2 separate regions of the Homo sapiens genome follow, and region 2 is linked to region 1. Evidence: read pairs that join two places in POLR2A ChIA-PET (ENCODE). Cell type or tissue: GM12878. All regions are shown on one strand. Each heading gives the region's core, and the rest is flanking DNA. Links, peaks and the distances in the headings are about the cores only. Region 1 overlaps ZC3H12D (zinc finger CCCH-type containing 12D). Region 2 overlaps UST (uronyl 2-sulfotransferase).

Region 1 (2,909 bases), core at 209-2,708:
ATACAAAAATTAGCCAGGCGTGGTGGCGCATGCCTATAATCCCAGCTACTCAGGGGGCTGAGGCAGGAGAATTGCTCGAACCTGGGAGGCGGAGGTTGTAGTGAGCCGAGATCGCGCCACTGCACTCCAGCTTGGGCGACATAGCAAAAATTGACGGTGACTTGGACTAAGCTGATGGTGGTGGATGAGGGAGAAGAGTAGGTGAACTTGAGAGATATTTATTTAGAAGGTCAAATCTCCAGAACTCAATGACTGATTGGATATGGGAGTGATAGAGAAGAAGGCATCAAAGATGACTCAAGATCTCTGGCTTGTGTAAGAGGATGGCAGGCTATTCACTGACACCAGGAATTCTGGAAAGGAACAGGGTTAGAGGGAAAGATCATGAGTTCTATTTTAGACACATATTGAGCTGTTAACATTTCCACTTAGAGGAAATGTTAAGTAAACAGCTAGGGTTCAGTGGAGATGTCTGAGTGATTAAAGTTGTAGGCCGTCTCTGTGTAAGCAATAGCTGAGGCCACAGCATGGACAGAATTTCCTGCTCGCCTGGAGAGAAAGTGAGCAGCCTGGGCTGGAGGAACTCTGCGACTTCGCAGCTGGTTATAGGTAGAGGGGGGCAATATCATATGGGACTCAGGAGGGACGGATCTGAGAAGGAGGAAGAAAACCAGAGGATGTGCATCAGGAAAGCCAGGGGAAAAGGGGTCACCAAACGCTGCTCCAAGTGACTGGTGAAACCTGAAGACGTCCCTCAGACTCAGTCAGTGGGGTCAGTGGGGTTTCGCTGGAGGGAGACAAGTGGATAGATTTGAGATATTGAGAAGGCAAAATCAACTGGACTCAGCCATGTGTGAGACAGAACCTGGCCTCAAATTAGATCACTCCACATCCTCTTCCGCCTTCAGATCCCAGCTTCATCCTCACTTCCTCAGGAAAGCATCCCCTACTCCCTAGACTCCTGCAGATCCCTCTCACGAGCTCTCACTGCACCCTCCCGCTCCTTCCTGGCACTGGGGAACGTTGGCACCCATCCAGGGGATTGCCTGGGTCTCCCTTCTTTAAACCGTGGGCTCCTCTTGCTCACCACAGAACTCTCAGTGCCCAGCATCGTGTCTAATAATTGTAATGACTCACTTTAAAAGCTGTTGAATAAACGAATGGCTGAGAAGAAACTCAGCTGAGAAGCAGCTAGAGGAGAAGCTGAAGCAAAGGGAAGAGCTGACCGGAAGGATCCAAACACAGGCATAACTGACATGGTCTAGGGACCAGAAAGACAGGAGTGGGGCTGGAGCACGAGGAATGAGCCCGGGCAACAGGTGTAAAGGGAGGGGCAAGGATAAGTTCTTAGAGAGCCAAGGGCCACTACGCCACTCGTGCCTTCTCCCGAGAAGCCTGGCAGCCAACCCATATGCAGACAAGGATGACATTTTGAATTCACACTGCTGTGCTCTCTCTCGTATGTGACCTTTCCTGCTATTTTCTCAAGGAAGATTAGGATAGTCACAAGTTTATAAAAGAAAAAGGACGCGGTGGCTCATGCCTGTAATCCCAGCACTTTGGGAGGCTGAGGTGGGCGGATCACCTGAGGTCAGGAGTTCAAGACCAGCCTGACCAACATGGTGAAACCGCATCTTTACTAAAAATACAAAAATTAGCTGGGTGTGGTGGCACGTGCCTGTAATCCCAGCTACTGGAGAGGCTGAGGCTGGAGAATCGCGTGAGCCTGGGAGGCAGAGGTTGCAGTGAGCTGAGATCAAGCCACTGCACTCCAGCCTGGGTGACAGTGTGAGACTCTGTCTCAAAAAAAAAAAAAAAATGAAGAAGATAAATATCCCTTTCGCTACTGAGGCTGAACTCTGAGGCTTGTACAGTGAGGAGAAAATATCAACAGGGATATCTGTGGTCAAAAGGAAGAGGAAGGCCGGGTGTGGTGGCTCACACCTGTAATCCCAGCACTTTCGGAGGCCAAGGAGAAAGGATCACGAGGTCAGGAGATCGAGAGCATCCTGGCTAACACGGTGAAATCCTGTCTCTACTAAAAATACAAAAAATTTAGCTAGGTGTGATGGCATGCACATGTAGTTCCAGCTACTCGGGAGGCTGAGGCAGGAGAATCACTTGAACCTGGGAGGTGGAGGTCACAGTGAGCTGAGATCGCACCACTGCACTCCAGCCTGGGCGACAGAGCGAGACGCCATCTCAAAAAAAAAAAAGGGGGGGGGAAGAGGAAGCAGATCGCTGGTCCTTTCCAGCCCAGCAGAAGCTGAAAAAGAGGGAAGATGGAAGGAGGAGGAGGTCCTCACCCCACCCCCCAATTCCAGCTCCACCCAGCCCAACCATAGGGGAGGGGGAGATGGAGAAACATCAAGACTGTGAACAAGAGGCTGAACCTTTGTTTTTCAGCACAGACTGGGCAGGCTGCAAGCCCCTCAGAGAAACCAGGTTTCTGCAAGGCTGCCTTGGAGGAACATGACTTGGAGGAGAAGTGAGTCTGAAGCCACACCCCATCCCTCGCATGACCCCAGGCCTGGTGGACTGTCTGGGGATGGACAAGCTGGCACCAGTGAGCAGAGAGCACTTTAAGCCAGCATGGCTCCCAGAAGGCCACTTCCATGTTTCCCGTTTAGAGGCCAGGCCAGCCCAGCCACTGTGCAACAGAACCCAGTGAGGGCCCCAGACCCCTTTTCCGGCCAATATCAGGTCTCAAAGGCCCCAGAGGCCATCCGAGATGGGAGGGGGCGGAGAGGAACCACAGAGCCTGAGTCGCCCAGGAGACAGAAGAAACGGAGGCCCCACCTGATGTACACTGGCAAACGTTAAGATGTACCCTCCCCTACCTAAAAAAGAGGGGAAGATATCGTGCCTGTCATAGAAAATGAGGTCCGTTTTCTGTGTCCCTGAAGCAG
Region 2 (2,909 bases), core at 266-2,765, 430 kb before region 1:
AGCTCAGGAGTTCAAGACCAGCCTGGACAACATGGTGAAACCTGTCTCTACAAAAAAAAAATACAAAAATTAGCTGGGTGTGGGGGTGTACAGTCATAGTCCCAGCTATTTGAGAGGCTGAGGTGGGAGGATCGCTTGAGCCCCAGAGGCAGAGGTTGCAGGGTTGCTGTGAGCCAAGATTGTGCCACTGCGCTTCAGCCTGGGTGACAGAGTAAGACCCCATCTTTAAAAAAAAAAAGCGAAGAAAAGCTAATTGTAAGTGCTGTGCAATGAAGGAGGCTCATTGACCAGTGGACCTCGCTTGAGGATAATCAAATAGCAATAGAGGTTTTGCTGGAAAAATATTTGTTAGTGATTGTAGTTTTTTTCTCTCTGGAGTTTGTCCAGTTTTCCCACGGAAAAATTATCCAAACATCTGCTTTGGGGATGGGAGATGAAGTGTGGTAGGAGAGTGGAGCATGCATGCAACTGGTTGCTGGTGTGGGAACAGGCGCTGAAGGTTCTCACTGAATGCACCAGTTTCCCCAGTGCTGGGATTTTAGCCCATACCTCTCCTTCCCACTCCTCTGGGTTAGCAAATCGGTATGGAGCCTCTGCCCAAACTATCTGGAGACTGATCCTAAGATTGCCTGCCCCTGGCTGTGGAGGGAACTGGGGTCCCAGCTGCTTCATACCTAGACTGCCAGCCTCAGACCCAGCTCTCCCGTCGGGGACACCCAGTGGTACTCCATCTCTGACTCTCAGCTGGGTGAGCTGACACTCCCGAGCCATGTCCCTTTTCGTCAGCACTTCAGACTCTCTTCGTCTGCTTTGCCTAATCGGATGCGTGCCTCCAACCGCATTTCATCTTCCAGAAATTGGTGGAGGCCTGCCTTCCACTGATAATCCTTCTCCAGCATTTTATCCATCTTTTAATAAAATGCCATCTTTAATAAAATTATCATTCCTTCACTGTCATTTTAGAGAAGTTTTTCAAAGGACAGGCATTGAAGGCATGTAATCAGCCCACTACATTTAACTGGGAATGTTCTAACTACCTGAACTTTAAGATTCTGCTGCCAGCTTTGTGTTTACCGTTCTTAGCTAGATCTGTCACACACATATCTTTTATGCAGTATCTGTGTAGCCATGATGTGAATCAAACTACCGTAGCACTGCCTTCAGCATCTGTATCTTGGGATTATAGTACTGGTAAAATTTCAAAAGCAAAACTAACAAAAACAAGATCCTTTAACGGTAATTGATTAATTAATCCCTTTTGGGTTTTTACTGGATGACATTACCATGATGAAGCTCCACACTTAATACTATGATTTTAAAATTACCTAGAAGACAAATCAGGGCTGTACTGGAGGTTTCTTGTGGGAGGAAATGTAAATTATAAGAACTGATAAAAACAGACTCCTGTGATCAGAGGCAGAGCGTATGACCATTTAAAGGTATCATTCCACATAACCTGGTGGAAAAGGACATCTTCGTTTCCTGTGCTGTTAGGTGTCAGTTTGGGGGAAACGTGTTCCCCAGGTTATGCACAGATGGCGGCACAGGCATGGAGTGGGGGAGTGAAGGCCTCGGGGGGTGAGCACAGCCAGTCTGCTCATAGACAGAAGGAAAAGCAGCCATCGTGAAGGCTCGTCTGCCGCAGCTGCTCCGGTAGCAGGAGCAGCAGCTCATATAACAAATGTTTCATGACGAATGCAAACAAAAGCCAGCTCCGAAATTCCAGCCATGTTATGTCCAAGCCAGTTCAAAATCGTATAACCACTCCATTTGAGTTTTTTCCCCTCTCTAAATACATTCCATATGAGCCGTGGTGTCAGGGTTGCTGGGATCGCCTGCGTTCACTCAGAAAACTGTTGTTAAAGCCCAGACTGAAGGGAAAGTCAATCAGTGGGAAAACAAACTCAAAGAAAACACGGAGGCCCAGGTGTGGGGGAGGGGGTTTTCCCCAGCCAGGCAGGACCCCTGGAATGAGGCTGGAGGCTGGCGAACACTCTTCCAGCACAGAAGGAAGAGTGTTCTTGCCTGGGAGCAGGAATGTGTTCAGTGGGGCCCCTGTGCCTGCGGCGGCCTGGCCACAGCCAAGCACCGCGACTCAAAGTGTGGTCCACGGACCGGTGCCAGTCCGCAAGCTGCTTGCTACCAGCCCGTGACGAGATAAGGGCAGAAATTAAGAAGCAGCATTTGGAAGCTTTGATGGGAATTTTACGTGGCTGTGGTCATTTTTCTGACAATTTATTTTTATCGTCATTTACAAAAGTGTCAATCTGAAATGGATTAGGTAGGGAAAACAATCCGAGGTTATTGGAGAAGCACTGCCGTAGATTTTCCTCCCAGCGTGGGCTGCCTGGGTCAGCAAGGTAGAAGGCCAGCCAGTGGGCAAGACCACTCCTAAGGCATCTGGGGCCTCCGAGGCGCCATGATTCTTCCATAGGGTTTGGCCTTCTTGGCTTCAAAGCTCAAACATGTGCTGCCCCATAGCAATGGCCAGACGCCCAAACCTAAAGAGAGAGAAACTCTGTCTTCCTAAAACTGGTTCCTTTTTGACCCAAAACCTTTAAAAGTGGCAATTTGCATTTGGATAGCGCTTTTACAGTTAGCAAAGTACCTTAGACTTACATTGGTTCACTTGTTCACATCTCTGTTAGGTAGTGTTGTGAATCCCCTAACGTTACCCAAGAATTGAGACCCCTTCCCCTGCAAAATATGTTGAAGTCCTAATCCCCTATATCTGTGAATGAGACCTTATTTGGAAGTAGAGACTTTGCAGATGTAATCAAGTTAAGATGAGGTCATACTAGATTAGGGTGGACCCTAAATCCAATGACTTGTGCCCTTAAAAGGAGAGAGAGACTGAGGCTCAAGGATGAAGGCCAGTGAAGATGGAGGCAGAGACTGGAGTGATGCTG

What was found. Peaks named below come from ENCODE experiments on the same cell type or tissue, not always from the same donor. Only the 100,000 strongest peaks of a DNase experiment are listed, where the experiment ranks them.
Region 2: POLR2A ChIA-PET joins it to region 1 with 6 read pairs; 3 of 35 experiments call an interaction of 5 or more read pairs at or near these places.

The regions. Positions count from the first base shown.
Region 1 is chr6:149,463,551-149,466,459 of GRCh38, forward strand. All of the region lies in intron 2 of ZC3H12D (zinc finger CCCH-type containing 12D), which reads right to left. Among named protein-coding and RNA genes, the nearest start is that of ZC3H12D, 20 kb to the right of the region's middle. RefSeq lists enhancers at 2,235-2,464, 2,555-2,604. In GM12878, for the core only: no CTCF peak of the experiment used is centred there; no DNase peak of the experiment used is centred there; H3K4me3 peaks cover 204 bases; H3K27ac peaks cover 639 bases.
Region 2 is chr6:149,035,540-149,038,448 of GRCh38, forward strand. The region is part of intron 7 of UST (uronyl 2-sulfotransferase); the gene reads left to right. Among named protein-coding and RNA genes, the nearest start is that of UST-AS2, 4.3 kb to the left of the region's middle. RefSeq lists an enhancer at 2,036-2,621. In GM12878, for the core only: no CTCF peak of the experiment used is centred there; no DNase peak of the experiment used is centred there.